Regions from separate parts of the Mus musculus genome. Here region 1 is linked to region 2. A link is a loop called in an ENCODE intact Hi-C map of the cell type or tissue named here. Cell type or tissue: heart. All regions are shown on one strand. Links, peaks and the distances in the headings refer to the core of each region. The heading gives the core; the rest is flanking DNA. Region 1 has its middle 15 kb from the start of Lin28b. Region 2 overlaps Lin28b (lin-28 homolog B (C. elegans)).

What was found. Hi-C counts contacts between places; a loop is a spot of excess contacts. Peaks named below come from ENCODE experiments on the same cell type or tissue, not always from the same donor. Only the 100,000 strongest peaks of a DNase experiment are listed, where the experiment ranks them.
Region 1: a loop joins it to region 2, with 5 times the contacts of the local background. A loop is called at or near these places in 3 of 42 quality-filtered maps.

Annotation. Positions count from the first base shown.
Region 1 is chr10:45,480,838-45,489,177 of GRCm38, forward strand. It overlaps a transcript of Lin28b not described here. Among named protein-coding and RNA genes, the nearest start is that of Lin28b, 15 kb to the left of the region's middle. In heart, for the core only: a CTCF peak has its summit at 4,898; no DNase peak of the experiment used is centred there; H3K4me3 peaks cover 2,289 bases; H3K27ac peaks cover 1,551 bases; H3K27me3 peaks cover 303 bases.
Region 2 is chr10:45,378,714-45,387,053 of GRCm38, forward strand. It overlaps Lin28b (lin-28 homolog B (C. elegans)), which reads right to left. Exons shown (of 5, transcript NM_001031772.2): 5 at 1-2,718. The coding sequence ends at 2,352. Among named protein-coding and RNA genes, the nearest start is that of Bves, 47 kb to the left of the region's middle. In heart, for the core only: a CTCF peak has its summit at 3,311 (motif pointing right); no DNase peak of the experiment used is centred there.

The sequences.
Region 1 (8,340 bases), core at 118-8,117, 100 kb after region 2:
ACTTTAATAATTTGTTACAAATTTAGTCAACAGACAAAATTCAAGTCCTACATAAAATCAGAATAAATTACCTTGTAACTTAATAGCCTACTAATTTTAGTAATAATTGGACACATCATGTATGTTATATATCAATCGTACAAAGGTAAAGACTTTAACATTCTAAAATGAAACACAAATACATGTAGTTTCACAGTTTAAAAAAAATCTTAGGTTACTGAAATTTTAGGACAAGAAAATGTCATAAAACATTTAAAAATTAAACTAAGAGTAGAGAATTTTGTTACCTATGGAAAAACATCACATTATTTTTCATATGTGCAAAGTATCCAAGTTAACTTATGAGAGCAATATTTATAATATTGCTGAATCAGAACGATTAATGTAACTTGTCAGTTATTTTGCAAGCTGAAATTTTACTGGCTTCATGTCTACCACCTCTTCAAAGGCTGTAATAAATAATTCAAATAAATAATTCAATCTAGGAATTTAAAACTTCATTCAACCAGCATACTGTCAAGCCTATGTGAAGGTAATGATAGTGTTACAACTGCTAATTGCTAAACAACTCTAAATTAAATGTAAACAATACAGTTGAGTTACAATACAAATGGGATATAGCAAAATGGTTTTTCTAATGCAAATATATGTACTTTCTAACAATGAAATAATAGTTTTATAACAGCTCAAAAGTCACATTAAAAGAAGAAAAAAACTGCAAAATTTGTTTCAGATGAAAGAGAAAATCAAACAGTGACAAGCTAGCTAGTAACAGGATTTTGAAGGCCCAGATTGTCTTTAAAATAGCTTCCTTTAGATTACACAAAGTGATTCCAAGTAAAACTGAATGGCTCTATGTAATTACAATGTTAGCAACATTTTATTTGACATATTTTTAGTTTTAATATACATTAATGCTTAAACTATTATGCTACCAGAGACAAAGTTAAATACTAGAACTTTTAGCATCCTCTAAATAGCTTGATTATTAAAAAACATTCTAGTTTAATAAAAACATGCTTGTGGTTATATTACTGACAATGAACTAATATGTTACTATATCATATTATATAAAAATCAATAGCATTTTAATTAACAGAGGTGAAACCGGGACTACTTTTTTCCTTTACAGATTTCTAAAATTTTTTTTTTTTTTTTTTTTTTTTTTTTTTAAAGATTTATTTATTTATTATATGTAAGTACACTGTAGCTGTCTTCAGACACTCCAGAAGAGGGCATCAGATCTCATTACGGGTGGTTGTGAGCCACCATGTGGTTGCTGGGATTTGAACTTCGGACCTTTGGAAGAACAGTCGGGTGCTCTTACCCACTGAGCCATCTCGCCAGCCCCCTGATTTCTAAAATTTTTAGTCTGCCAAAACATATCCTTCGTATGTAGTTCAAAATATTGTAATTGAAATGTTTTTGAAAAATTTGATAACTACTGCATAGATTATCTGAAAAACAAAAAAAAAGTAGCATTGTAACTCTGACATTCATAAATATGCAAATGCAACACTGGGTGGAAATATCTGAACAATCTGAAACATGTTCTTCCATCATTGGAACTAGCCATTCAACACCAGGTCTTTTTTCTATATAATTAAGCTTTTGTTCAAACATGGAAGAAGAAGAAGAAGAAGAAGAAGAAGAAGAAGAAGAAGAAGAAGAAGAAGAAGAAGAAGAAGAAGAAGAAGAAGAAGAAAACCTAGAAGCTGAATGCTTGAAAATGAGCCATATGCCCTTTGTCTTGGTTTGTCACCTTTGACCCTTAATTTGATCCTGCATATCAATTCATTCTATTTTTAGAAAATAATGTCAAAGTTCTATGCTTAAAATAGTACTTTTCTTGCTGCAATAATGAATTTGTTCATTACACAATCCTCTTCAGGTAATCTTGACAGTTTCTCACATCCTTCCTCCTGTCTCACAACGTAGAACTCCAGCATTATCAATCACTGTGACCACTTAAACTCTGATGTCTGTCTTGCCTCTAACAACATAAACTTCCCTGAAGTGCTAGATCAAGACAATCTCAAAATTTATATTCTTTTGGAAATTGTTCATATTGTTACTTCTAAATAGGACTTATTTCACATATAGTTTTTAGTTTGGTATTTGATAACCACACATTATGATACTGATTTTTATGGTGCCAAAATATAAACCTCAATCAAACTCGCAAATAAAAACTGATGTACAGCCTTGCACTACCATCAACTAAAATCACAGTTTGGGGGTTAAATTCATTGGTTGGCTAAACTAGTTTTAAAGTTTTGTTGTCAGGAAGTGACAGCTTTCAGAAAATGAGAAAATCTCTAGCACTGATCCTACTTATTTTATACTATTATTCAAAACCAATGCAGAACAGTAAATTAATATACCTTGGGAATAAATTGTCTTTATCATATCTTCTGATTTACAGTCCAATTGGGTAAAAATTCATTAAATGAAAAAAATATATAACACAAATATACAAATTTCTCCTTGAACCGCCACACAATTTCTGTGTACAGTTTTCAGGTAGATTGACTAGGGAACAATATGGCTGTCTTGGTTCAGCACTGTGGTCAGCGACTTCATAGACTCACCCTGTCAGAGGTTCAGCACAATACCATTAAGCATATGCATGGTAAGTTTTCAAACCAATATAACCCTATAAATCACATTTCTAGATATGGATGAGTAAATCAATTTTATATATCTATATATAAAGAATTCTCATTGTTCTGCTTGGCAGCAAGAAATGTTTGCTTACCTTGTAATTTATCAAAAACAGTGATTGTTTATAAAGAAAATGCATTACCTTTAAAGGACAAGAAAAGCAAGTATTGGTTCTAAAGCCTTTAAATACAACATCTTTAACCTTTTGGTAATTTTAAGACAAAAGAAAATTCTAAAATAGACCAAATAACCCTTTACCTACTGAAATACTTTAATGTTCCTTTCACGATAAGGAGCTTTAATAATGACCTCTAAGTTGACTCATCTCCATATTTCTATTTTTATCTTAATCAACTATGAACTAAGATGTATATAAGTCATCTCCTGATCAGAGCTTGGGAAAATGTGGTATCACTCCAACTATTTTGAAGATACCAGTCCCTGCACCTATAGAATGCCATGAATATACCTTTTGTTTAGGAGTGGATTTTCTCTTCTATTAATGAATTTTAAAGTAGTATAGCAATCTGTTATGAAATCCAAACGTGACCAGATCAGATACCAATAAAGATTAAAGTTTCAAACAGGTAAGACAAGACCCACCTACCTCTTCTTTCATCAGAGTCAATACAAAAACTAAACTTTTATCCACGGCTTTACTCAAAGTTTAGTGGGTTTGGGAAGTTACATGTGCAACGCCCTTTAAAATAAGTCATCCTGAAAACTAAGCATAGGTGTTTTGGATCTCAATGTGCTTTATTTACAATGACTCTGGTTCAGAGTATTTTGTATTTACCTCAAGTTTAATTTCACAACAAATTTTTCATTCTTTCTCAAAGAAGTTTGGTTACAGAACATATATTAAAATACACTCTTATTATTTGAAAAGGGTAAAAGGGTCATATAATCATCAGATCACTGGTCCTAAATCTATTGCAAAGTATTCATAAACAGTTCATTCATATTAGCAATCTGCACTAAATATATGAAATTCCTTAAACACTTAAGATATTTTATTATCAAGAAACAAATCAGCTGATCCTACTTGTAAATCAGGAAACTCTAAAAATCTTCACTCATGAAAATCTTCCTTCCCTTGTTAAAAGCCTGTGGCAGTTTAATTCCTCGAGGTCTTTAAGAAACCAGGTACATTTACACTTCAGTAGTTCATATACATAAAGAGAAATAAACATTATTATTTAATAAAAATATTTCTCTGAGAACTCTCAACATGAACTAGGAACTTATTACTAATTTAAATGGAAATTGTTATATCATATTCTTTTGAAATGAATTAACGTACAGTCTAATTCAGTTCTATCAAATCTCAAATACTGAGGAGAAAGATGTCATCTCACCAATTTACATTTATTAAAATTACAAAATTGACACATTTCCAAGGACTTGGATTGCTAAAGGTTTACTTTAAAGATCTATCTGATAAGATCGTGACATTTTATTTACTATTTATTTTATTAATTTACTGTTAGACTTTAACATTTGTTTTAAAAGGCCATTTTTCATTAGTGGTCAGCTAAATGTTAAACACACAAAAATAAAACATCATAATTTTGTGATAGGTGAAGAAAAAATTATTTTTAGTTTTCCAGAAATATTGTAAAATGTTTTACATCATTATAATACTAGATAGATGTCACTGCCACCTCACTACTACAATATTTTTGACAAAAAAAAAAAAATCCCTACAATAATAAGAGAACACGATGTATTTTCTCTTGCGTTTACAATTCTAACCATAAAAATATTTCCGGGAGAAATTACGTCTGTGAACAGTAATATTACACGACAGCTTAAAACCTACATATAAAAACAAACCCATAGAAAGGACCTCAAGGAAACACTGGCACGTAAGATTTCATCCTGCTACGTGAAACAATCCAAAATGGCGGACTTACTATTACTTACATTTAAGATATTTGCCAATAAGGGAACTAAATGCATATTGCAAGATGTTGCTCGGAAACTCTTAATATTTATCAATTAAAAAAAGTTTTCGGAGTACAAATCCTCATCAAGAACCCGCATCCACTTCTCGCAGTTAACGCTGCTGCATTTCTTCCCCGGTTTTATCCTTTTTTCCAACACCACCGACGTCTGTTTCCCTCGCATCTCTTCCCATCCTGAATTCTAATTCACAAACTGAAGTCACCCAGCCAGCCCGAGCGCGAAGGCTACCCGACGCCCGCCGGTACAAAGCGGCCGGGCGTGCGGCGAGCGCGGAGGGCAGGTGCGCTCGCCCCCTGGCGGGAGCCCGCACTCGAGGAGCCCGCACCGCGGGGCGAGCCGCCGAGACCCCAGCCCGCACCGCCCGCGCCACCCACTCCGAGCCCGCCCGAGCCGCGCACGGCGAGCCCGGGCGGCCGCGCTGACCGCACCGCGCCCACCCGCGCCCAGAGCAGGGACCCCCAAGGTGTGAACCCGGAAGTACAAGCACGGCCCGCGCCTGGAGCGAGAGAGCGGGAGGACGGCGGGCTGCGGCGCTCCGTCCCGCACGGCAACTTGTCGCGGGACCTGTCACACCCGCCGCTCCGCGCCACGCCGCGCGGCCCTTCCGCTCTCCTCTCTCCCTCCCTCCCCACGCTGGCGCCTCAGCGCCCCGCTCCTCAGCTCCCAGCTCCGCTCGACGTTGCTCACGTGCGACACCCGCACCCGCGCGCACCCCGGGTCCGCGCCCGCGTCCTCGCCCGCGCGGCCGGCTGCTTACCTCCGCGGCCTCATGGTCGTGCTGCCCGGCGCGCTGGCGGAGGGGAGAGAGAGAAAGGGCGGCGGCGGCCGCCGCGAGCCTGTCACTTCCTGACGGAGCTCGGCCGCGAGGGCCGGCGCATGGCGAGCCGGAGGGCTGTGCGCGCCGAGTGCCAGGGACCGGGCGGCGTGGGGGCCCGAGCGGCTCGACCCGAGCCCTGCGTCAGGCCGAGGCTCGCGCACACCTGCCCGCCGCCGCTCCGAGCCGCGTCATTGGCTGCCCGCGCCCAGCGCGCGAGATTGAACCTTCCATTCATTCCGGGGGCCGGGCGTGCGCGCGCCGCCGCCCCGGGACTCCTGCCCCGAGCGCGCGCGAGCACGCGCTCCCACCCGACCCCCATCTCCTGACCCGCTCAGGCGCGTCCCCGAGGGCCTGGGGCGCTCACGGCCCGCGGCTCCGCGGTTCTTCGGGAAGCTTCCAGAGCCGCGGCCTTTCTCTCCGCGTCCTGTCGCGCGCCCCGTGGGTCGCAGGGAGCACGCGCGATGGAGGCAGCGGGCGCACTCTCCGGCTCAGTCCCGCACTCGGTACCCGGGAAAATAAGGATGCGCGTTGGCCGTAGCCGGCGCCTCGGGTCGGCTGCGCAGGGGCGAGCCTGCCTAACCGTGCAGTTTGGGGCAGTAAGGACAAAGTGCATCTGATCTGAATCCAATGAGCTGCATCCACCAAGTCAGAACTTCGAGGGACCTGGCATCCTCTGTGCCTAGTAAAATGTATATTCGACCCCCAATTCTGTTCGACTTAGTAATTGTCCCATAGCAAGCCCTTAAGTCGGCGGCCAGAAACGAGGCTGTGTGTGTAGTCCGGGTATAGTGTCCCACATTACTGCTGTCGCTCCTGTTTTATTTCTAGTATTTCTTAGTTCTCTCTTGTCAGCAAGTCCTCATTCCACTCTCACAATGATAGTCAGCCAGCTGCAAAAAACATACACAGACATTTAGCCTTGAGAACCGACTATTACTTGGAATTAAGAAAAACAGATGAAATATTTCACAAAACCAGTTTTGTTCAAAATTAAAGTTGTAAAACTTTGAAAATGACAACAAAGGCTGACTAACTGCATGGCGCCCTCACTTAAATCACCAAACCATTGCTATGTCTATAGTCTTTGAATGTCTGGTCTGGGATTCAGATCTCATTTCAACTATTTGCAGCATTGCCTTCCAGGACAGGGCATTTCTGGTTTAATGGGTAAGATACATCAGAAAGCTGATCGGAATTTAAATCCTATTGTGATTCCTCTAAGAATTAACCAATTGACTCCTTTGAACTCATACCCAAGATAGTGTCTGCTTCTCCCTTGAGTCAGTGGAATGTGATTTATGATAAAAGATACCTTGTCATTGGCAAATACATGAAGCATTTCTTACATAACTTACAGAGAACAGAGGTTTCTATTCCTTAATCTCTCTCTCTCTCTCTCTCTCTCTCTCTCTCTCTCTCTCTGTGTGTGTGTGTGTGTGTGTGTGTGTGTGTGTGTGTGTGTTCAAGCATGTGGAGGTCAGAGGACACCAGACAGGGGTCAGTTCTCTCCTTACACCATATGGGTGACAGAAATTGAACTCAAGTTGGAGGAATTGGCCGCAAGCACCATCATCCTCAGAGCCATCTCACCTGCCTAAAAGATTCTTTTAGCAGCAATACTTAAAATCATTGTGTCCTTTAATTGTAGATGCTCTGTTATAACGCAATGTTACTTTGCAATATGATTTTAAAGATAGAGGAAGGGATGCAAATGTGATTATTAAAATGAAAAAACAAAGCTATTAATTATTTTATTACCATATGAAATGTGACATACTGACTTAGCACTATAGCAATTTCTATTTATGTGTGGTATCTACAAATGATATACATATAGAATGAACTTCGTTTTTAAATAACTTTTAAAGGGCAACACTTTCAGTACAATTTAGGTGTGTTAGGTATATATGTGATAGCCGTTTAGTCCTAAGAAGAGTCTGACATAAACCAAAATACATTAAGATGTAACCCAGAGTTGATATCTTAAGTAACCAACACAAGTCGAGTTTTTTTGTTTGTTTATGTCAAGTCATAGCATTATACTGCTGTCACAGAAGTGAAAACTAAAATTAAGATTTTAGTTTATTAATTCATGTTGGGTATTAGGGAAAGATTGTAGACTTGAGTTAAAAAAAAAAAAAAAAAAAAAAAAAAACCTTCTAAGGAATATTTCAACAAGACCAAAGCAGATTAAAAAGTCGAAAGACAGGACTCTGGAGAACTCTTTCTAAAGATGGATATTTTGAATTGGAGTCATGATGATAACTTGCTTTGCTCATAGAATGACCTCTAATAATTATTCCCAGAGATTGTTGACATGGTCTCTCTTAGCCTTAGTTTTGCTTGCCTACAACAGTTTATATAGGAGCGCAAAAGAAGTAGATATGTTTAAGTTATACATTCACTTGGACTACATTTAAAATAATCAGCAAGGCATTTAAGAACTCGGAAGTGCAGCATGTTGTATCTCTCCGGCCCTTTACTTTCTATGATTGGCAAAGTAAATCCCAGACACCATGTCATTTTACTAAGAAATGACAAGTGCTGCTTTACTGTTGAAAAGTTAGGCTTTTTACATGTTTTTCCTACTCTGAAACATTTTTGAAATGAGGGTTTACAAGTAACATTTTGATGGAGAGGAGAGCTATAACAAGAGAAATCTGTTGTCCCACAATCATGGGAATGAGCTGTCTGGAATAAAGGTGCGTCCAGATCAGCTCCTCACTGGGCTGTAGGGGAGGCTCCTTTCCCAGCCTCTCCTTGCTTGCTGCAGATGTTGCTTGGCTGGCAAATAGCTTTTTCCCCTGGTGCCACATCCCACATCATCTTTTCTCTGTACATGTTTGTCTCTCTTGTCCATATTTCCCCTTCAATATGGATGCTAGCATCTT
Region 2 (8,340 bases), core at 144-8,143:
AGCAGGATTATACATTAGTCTGTAAAAAAACAAAACAAAACAAAACAAAACAAAAAAAAACAATAAAAACATTATATGGTATGTTCCCTGAGCAAAGTTCTTTGTCCTGAGCATGTAATAGTGACACTATTTTCATATAAAAAATAAACTTTTAACCATAAGATAGGTTTGGTATGTGCTTTTAGTAAGTCGGTCTGGTTAGATGCTGAAAAGAAGTTGACTGCACCCATAAGGTCTATATTCAAGTGTTTCTGAATTTTCTACTTTCATTTGTTAAAATGACCTCAGCTCTTAAATTTTAAATGTAAACAGAATGTCCAGTTTTCAAGTCCATTATTTCCTATTTTGATAGTCAAGGAACTTTGGTTTGAGCGTTCAGAGTGACCTATCATATTTTGCTTGTACAACTGTTACCTTGCTCATTATACTTGGATGACCTTTGATTTGTCTACATAATTTAAATAAGCTTGAAATCCTCACGTAAGGCAAGGCAGCACTTCTCTATGGCTACATCACATTCAATATCGTCAAAGGTAAGCTCTGTATTACAGCACACTGACACTTCGGTAAAACACTATAGGAACTCTCATAAATACTGTCAAGCAATTCAAGCTACTCTGGAAAAGACTGGTAAGCTAGTCGGAGACACTTTCTTCTTCTAGTGGCTTGATGAAACCTTAGCACCACCCAACTCCCATGACAAGACACACAGGAGGAAGCGACTCCTCCGTAGAATGTGTCTCATGAGTCACGATGCTTTCTTGTTTGATTATCTGAGCTTATACCAACAGGCCCATATAGTTACAGCCAAAATTATGCACTGCAATCCCTTGGTACCTTCTTGAAGATGTTTCAAAAGTTTGCTCATGACATTTAGAACCAGGCTAACTCCATTCAAAAAACAAAAGAAAACAAAACATGATGGAAAACAGCCCAATACTACAATCAGTTCCTAGCCAATCTTAGCAAACTGAGAATCCATCTGAGAAGATCCTATAACTTGATCTGAGTGCTCATCCTGAATCTATCACACACCATACTTCCGCTTCTATACTCAAGGAACCTGCCATGGCATCAATATTATCATATAAAGTATTTCTAGCCACAGAACAGTGGGCACTTTGGTAACTCTGCTCCACTCATTCACTCTGCTGGCCATCAAACACTATTCTTTTTAGTATCAATCATGGGCTGTATCTATTGGGCAACTTAATTTTCATTCTAAGCCCCACTATTTTATTTCTATGCTGCTTTTGTTTGTTTTATAAACAGGTCTGAGGACTCTCCAGGGGAAATAAAAACAGCTACCAAAAATATACCCAAATAATTAAAATTTTCTCTAAGGCTTCAGTAGTAAGTAAGAGACCTTCCTGATCTAAGTGATGGTTCAAAAGCTACTTAGTCAAAGGAGGCTTCTGTTGCCACCATCCCTTAAAAACCTCAGAACCCTTGTAAAAGACCTAGCATCAAAATACCACTGAAAAGGACCATGTTACTATATACATTACCCTCCCCTTCATTTTTCTTAATAGCCATGTAATTTACAATCAAACAGAATAAAAGACACTGAAATATCAGCACAGGAAGTTCACATTCATTGTCTTTTCTGGAGCTACGTATCCAAGGATTAAAAGCTTATGGCAGTCGGAGGCATCTAGAGTTAAGTTACTACCTTCAAACAGGAGAAGACAGATAACAGCAACAGCAAAACACTCTATCAGCATCAAGATAGAGTTATGAATACAGACTTGGGAGGCACCAAGTATCCCAAAAGCCTTTAGTACCATTTGACTGGCAGCTCTGAGATCTGAAGTATGCTTTGGTTCACATGAAAGGTAACAGTCACGTGGTCATTTTTTACATAATATAAAAGAAGTAGTATTTAGAAAAAATTCCAAGGGTTAACTATGAAACCATCTCAAATGCTTCACATGGATTTTCAATGCTTAGAGATGCCCAATTATCTGAGGAAGAGTATGTGCTTTTATCTACATACACACACACACACACACACATACACACACACACACACACAAAGACAACCACAGATATATAAAAGTGTATATATATATGTGTGTGTGTGCCTGTACTCTTATGTGAAATCCTCACACATACATACAGATTCAAGTCTCCCCTCTCACTTATGCACATACTATATGTAGTATCTCAATTCTATAAAACATGACACCCTGCTTAAATGTAGTTTGCTTAAGAGTGATTTGTCTAATTAAGAACTTCCCAGTTCCTCAGCAGTAGTTAACATCCCGGCCGGCTGCTCTCTGTGGACCACTATTCCCCTGTGCTTGCATGAGGTAGACTTCCCGCCCGGGTGAAGGGAACACTGACAAGTACTAAGTCTTTTTCCGTTTCTGAATCAAAGGCCCCTTTTTGTTTTGCTCTCCTATTGCTGCAAACGCTTTCGTGGAAGAAACTTCTTGGGGTGACCTGTCTGAGTGCTCTGCCATTTCTGACTTCACCTCCTGAGGAAACAGTACTGTGCAGCCATGCCCCCCTCCCACTTCTCTTGGTGCCGCAGAGCTGCATGGCTGGGATTCTGCCTCCTGTCTTCCCTGAGAACTGGCGGGCAGCTGAGCGGCAAGCTTGTGTGGGCAGTTGGCCACCATGTGCATGATGCTCTGACAGTAATGGCACTTCTTTGGCTGAGGAGGTAGACTGCATTCTTTAGCATGATGGTCGAGACCACCACAGTTGTAGCATCTGCAAAGAAAAGAAAAAAAACAAAAACTTAAAAGTCGGTACTGTGTATCATTAATTTTAAAAAAATGTAGTGATCATTGAAATAATAATTTACATATATAAAATTTTAAATTACCAAAGTTCAAAAACTATCAATGAGATCAGTTTATTTTAATGTGACTTCTTTAAAGTATATATTATTTATACTGATTGCTTCAAAGATTATTATCACAAAAACATTCCAGCAACTTGATATAATTTAGTTCTGTTAAATACAACACCCAGTGAAAACACATGAAGCACAGTGTGGTAATTAATGTTTCCATATAGAAACTAGTCACTCACCCGGCACTGGTGTCGCACGCTTTTAATCCCAGCACTTGGGAGGCAGAGGCAGGTGGATTTCTGAGTTCGAGGCTAGCCTGGTCTATGGAGTCAGTTCCAGGAAAGCCAGGGCTACACAAAGAAACCCTGTCTCGAAAAACCAAAAATAAATAGATAGATAGATAGATAGATAGATAGATAGATAAATGAATAATAATAAAAAAATACCCCAAACCAAATCAAAAGCAAAAACTAGTTGCTCAAATTTAACAGGCTATCATGAAAGAATAGTTTAACCCACTAGATGGCAGTCAACAATAAACCAAAAACCTACCAGTTGGCTTTGAATATGAGGGAGAAGGAAGAAATCACTGGGAGTAGAGGGAGGGAGGGAGCTGGGTGGGAGAGGGGACAGGGAGGGGAAAAGGGGAACATGATCAGGTATTGGAGGGGAGAGAACAAGAGGACCAGCAGAAAGAAACAGAAAACCTGGGGGGGGGGGTGGCTCTATAATGTATCAGAGACCTGGGAGGTGAGAAACTCAGAACTCAAAGGGAGGGACCTTAGATGAAATGCTCTACAGTGGGGAGAGGGAACTTGTAGAGTCCACCTCCAGTAGAAGGTTCCTGTCTAAAAGAACTTCAGGGACAAAAATGGAGAAGAAACTGAGGGAAAGGAGGTCCAGTGACAGGCCCAAATTCAGAGCCAGCTCAAGGGGAGGCTCCAAGGCCTGACACTATTACTGAGGCTATGGAGTACTTACAGACAGGAGTCTACCATGGCTGTCCTCTGAGAGGCCCAACAAGCAGCTGACTGAGACAGATTCAGACACCAATGGATAAAAGCTGGGGACCCCTGTTGTTCAATTAGGGAAGAAGCTGAGGAGGAGGGAAACCCCATAGAAAGACCAGAGGTCTCAACTAACCTGGACCCCTGAAATCTCTCAGACACTGAGCCACCAACCAGGCACCATACACTAGCTGATACGAGGCCCCTGACACATACAACAGAGGACTGCCTGGTCTGACCCTAGTGAGAGAAGATGCAAGAGACTCGAGGCCCCAGAGAGTGGGGAGGCCTGGTGGGTTGGGGGAGTGGTGGGGACATCCTCTTGGGGACAGAGAAGAGGAATGCATGAGGGACCCTCTGAGGGCAGATCAGGAGGGGCAGAATGACGAGACTATAAAAAAAGATTAAAGAATAAATCTTTGCCACACTAGGAACTTACTTAGCATTTAGAAAAATTACAAACTGAATTGAGTTTTATGAGTTAAAGATTTCAGTATCTAATAGAACTGAAATAATTTTTGCTTTTGTATAAAATTTACAAGGAAAGTTGATACCTAAGCTGTCTACTAAAAAGGAGGAGGAAGAGGAGAAAGAGGAGGAGGATGCAGAGGAGGAGGAGGAGGAAGAGAAGAGGAAGAAGAGGAAGAGGAGGAGGAGACAGCGGAGGAGGAGGCTGAATCCTGTGTGAGGCGAGACACTGAATGTCCAGACCAGACACTGCTGAGAAGGAGCCTCCTAGGACTGAGCAGCCTCCCAAGGATGGAGGTTCAATCAATATGCCCTGATGCTAGTTTGCTGACTAGAAAAATTGACTTTTCTTTCTATAGAAATAACTTCCCATTAGAGTAAACTTTCCTAATCTGAAGTGAGCATAATGTCATTCTTATTTGTCATTTAAATTTGAAAGCACACTGGGGACAAGGACACGGGTTCTATACTAGATGCTAGAAAATCTAACTTCTAGCAACTGAGCAATGTATTTGCTCAGTTTCAATCATAATTGCTACTTTCATTTTTCAAAACAGTTTAAAAAATGGAGACATTAAGCACTCTTATTTTTAAAAGTTTTTTTTCTGAGTTTTAAAGATAGCATTTACTTTAGTAATTTATTCCAAATCAAGTGTCTTAAGGTTTTTAACTTTAAATCCCTTTCCAAGTACACTTATGATTCTACACTTCTAATTATAAATCAATATTTTTTTAAAAAATAAAGAAAAGAATGTGATAAATGTAAAAACTTGTTTCAGACCATGTAATGTCAAAACTTATGACTAATTACATTTGTATGTTTGAGAACACCAAACTTAAAAACTTACATTATTTTACATTTCAAAGATAAACTACTAGTTATTAGTAACTTAACAAGCAGTGTATGCCAGAGACTCAGTATTTTATTTTCTAGAGTCAGTTATAAAGAATGCAGGTTTTCTTCCAGCAGAAGCTAAGGTTGACCATCCGTTGTCTGCTTCTCTGTTGGTCAGTAGTATTTTACAGAGCGCGCAGAATGGGCTTCTATTCTTTGTAATAATCTATGGGTATTTATCTTAGTAGACTACATCATATTTTCAAAAGTAAAGAGAAAAGCCAAGAAATACAGTGTCCCAAATATTTGCTGCTTAAACGCACACTACAGTAAATGCACAAGAACTGCAATTCAGATACAGCATAAAAACAAAGGATTCAAAGTGGCAGCCCACGCTTGAAATTCAGACCCTCAAAAATACACTGCCATCTATGAACATGACCATATTACTTACATTACTCATAGTTCTCGTCTATAACGAGCAGTGAGATTCTTAAATTTGCCTTTGGCACACTCATAAAGCATCTTATTTTGCATTGCACTCACATCTGAGGCCAGTGTACAGCCAGGAGATCATTTTCAAAGGTGGCAAATAGGTGAGGATACGTGACAGCACGGTTTCTCACACGCACACCAGTCCCAGTCACCGTGGGGGACATAGTGCCTCATCCACTTCAGGGAACCACTCTGCCCACTCACTCAACAAGGGCCTGCGTGTCAGATTTCATGCTTACAGATGGAGTCTGAGAGCATCATGCTTTGTACGTCTGGTTGTAAAAGTGATTTTAAAGACAAATAATAATTTTAGTTTCCGTGTACTTAAATGTGTATATTTACTTGTGTGACTTTTCACATGATGTTAACACTGTGTTAACATTAGGCCCCATTTCCTTTCCTTTCACATTGGAAGATTAGCACTCACTGTAAAAACAGCATTATTTATTCTCCTCCTCTATTTAATCATTCAACATCAATTGCTCTTACTAAGAATGCAGATCCTGGTTCCTTATGAAACCCAGATTCTATCCCAATTGACTGACACCAAAATGCTAACGCTCAGCTCCCAGGTGACGCCACAGCCACACAGGTGAAACCTGATGGATGAGCTTCTGGACCTTTGTCCATACTCCACACTTCTCCAAATCAGTCTGGTTTTGTTAATTTGAGTGGAGTTTATATTACAATGTGGGTATCAAAATGCTAAATGTACCATTATAAAGCTACATACCTAACAAATGCCAGGATGGAGTGTGTCATGATCAAAGGACTATACTAAGAAAACTACAGTCATAGTTTGTAATAAATTCCAATAGCTTGGCCTAAAAGTTAAAATGTTCTGTTTGCCTGGCACGTAGGCCTTGGGACAGATATCACCAGGGTTTTAAAAAATTAAACCAAACAAATCATCTATGTTCAGTGTGTTACAAATGGGAGCCAAAGGCACAAAGGAGACTTTTTTCCACATTAAGCATAAAGATTACCAAAAATGACCACATTAATTTTAGAACACTATTAAGTTCTTACTGGAATCATTGATAGATACTACAATTCCAATGAGTTAGTATACATTCTTTAAGTATTATTTATTATAGTTTAGAAGATTTTAAAGATGAAATATAAATTTAGAGTCAACCTTTTAAGACTACAAAATTACAATTAAAATTTCTAATTGAAAGAATTATATCAGCAGATGGAGAGAAGACCTAAGATTGCAAAAATAAACAAAAAACTCACAAATCTCTTAGGCCTTTACAGTCATTTACTTCATCACATTATGAAATAAGCACTTGTATATGTATATGCATTGTATATATCCAAATTTCTGATGCTTCTGTTTTAAAATTAGAACTTTGATTCAAAAATCGGAGTTCAGATGTAACTATTACTCCTAGGAAATTTATTTTCATCAAAATAAATTATTAAGAAAATCCTATTTTCTTTTTTTAGAAAAGATTTATTTCTGAGGCTGAAGAGATGGGTCAGTGGATTCTAGTTCAGCCCTCCATTGTCCATGCTGAGACATCACGATTTCTTGGAACTCTTGCTCCAGAGCATGGGACACTTGTTGCCTCTACTAGCAGCTGAACTCACTTGCACAGACCCATACATACCCACAGAACTAAAAGAACATCTTCCAAAAGATGTTTTTACTTATGTGTATGCATGCCTTAATCTCAGCACTTGGGAGGCAGAGAGAGGTGGATCTCTGTGAGTTTGAGGGCAGTCTGATCTAAGAAGCAAGTTCTAAAATAGCAAGGGCTACACAAAGAAACCCTGCCTTGTGGGCTAAAAACAGATTGTAAGTCAAAGCTCTAGTTGATACACAATAGCTGATGCTGTCAGACTGACTCAACAATTCTGGCCAGAAGAGAAGACTGACATCAAGGCAAGGCTGTCTGAAGGAATCACAAATAAATTCTGCTGGCTAGAGTGAATATAAATTGGGATTGCCTTTCTTGAAGAACAATTTAACAGCAAATTAATACATATACCCCATGCTAACAACTGTAGCTGTAGGAACTGGCCTCATATTCACCATAGTGAGAAGCACAAATATTGTGAACTAAAGCTTTGTCCATACAAAGTTAGAAAAGTAAACAATAATAAGAACAAATGCTTTCAGGAAAACCAGGTGGTCTGGCTAGAGTATAAAAGAGTAAAGTACTAAGCTACGTATACAATATATAAAACTACTTAGATACAGAGGTAGATATATCTATATACAGTGATATGGAGAAATCTCCAAGACAAATTATTCATTAAAAATTAAATACAATCAATAAAATATACTCACCTTTATGCTTTATACATATTATACATGATTAAATAACTTTATGTGTTTTAAGTGAATGGCAAGATGGTGAAGGATAAATGATTACAAAACAGTGTCAGTATCTGCCAAGGTAGTTAGTAAGGCAGTGTTTCATTCCTCCATGAGATGCTATAGCTCCCTTTTAAAATAGCCAAAGAATCAATATATGTTGTTTGTATAATGAAAAAGAAAGCAATTGAAATTATGAAATTTATTTCTATTTTATAATTTGACTTTCACTATTATTCCCAGTGGTGACAGGACTACTTTATAACAGTAGTCCAAAAATCTTGGAAACTCTTTTTAAAATACTAACATCTAGGTACAGACCCATCAAGTCAAAACCTTTGATCATGCAGGCAGCAGCTATTTGAATTCCAAGTCTCTATACTAATAATGACTGTATTAGGGATCC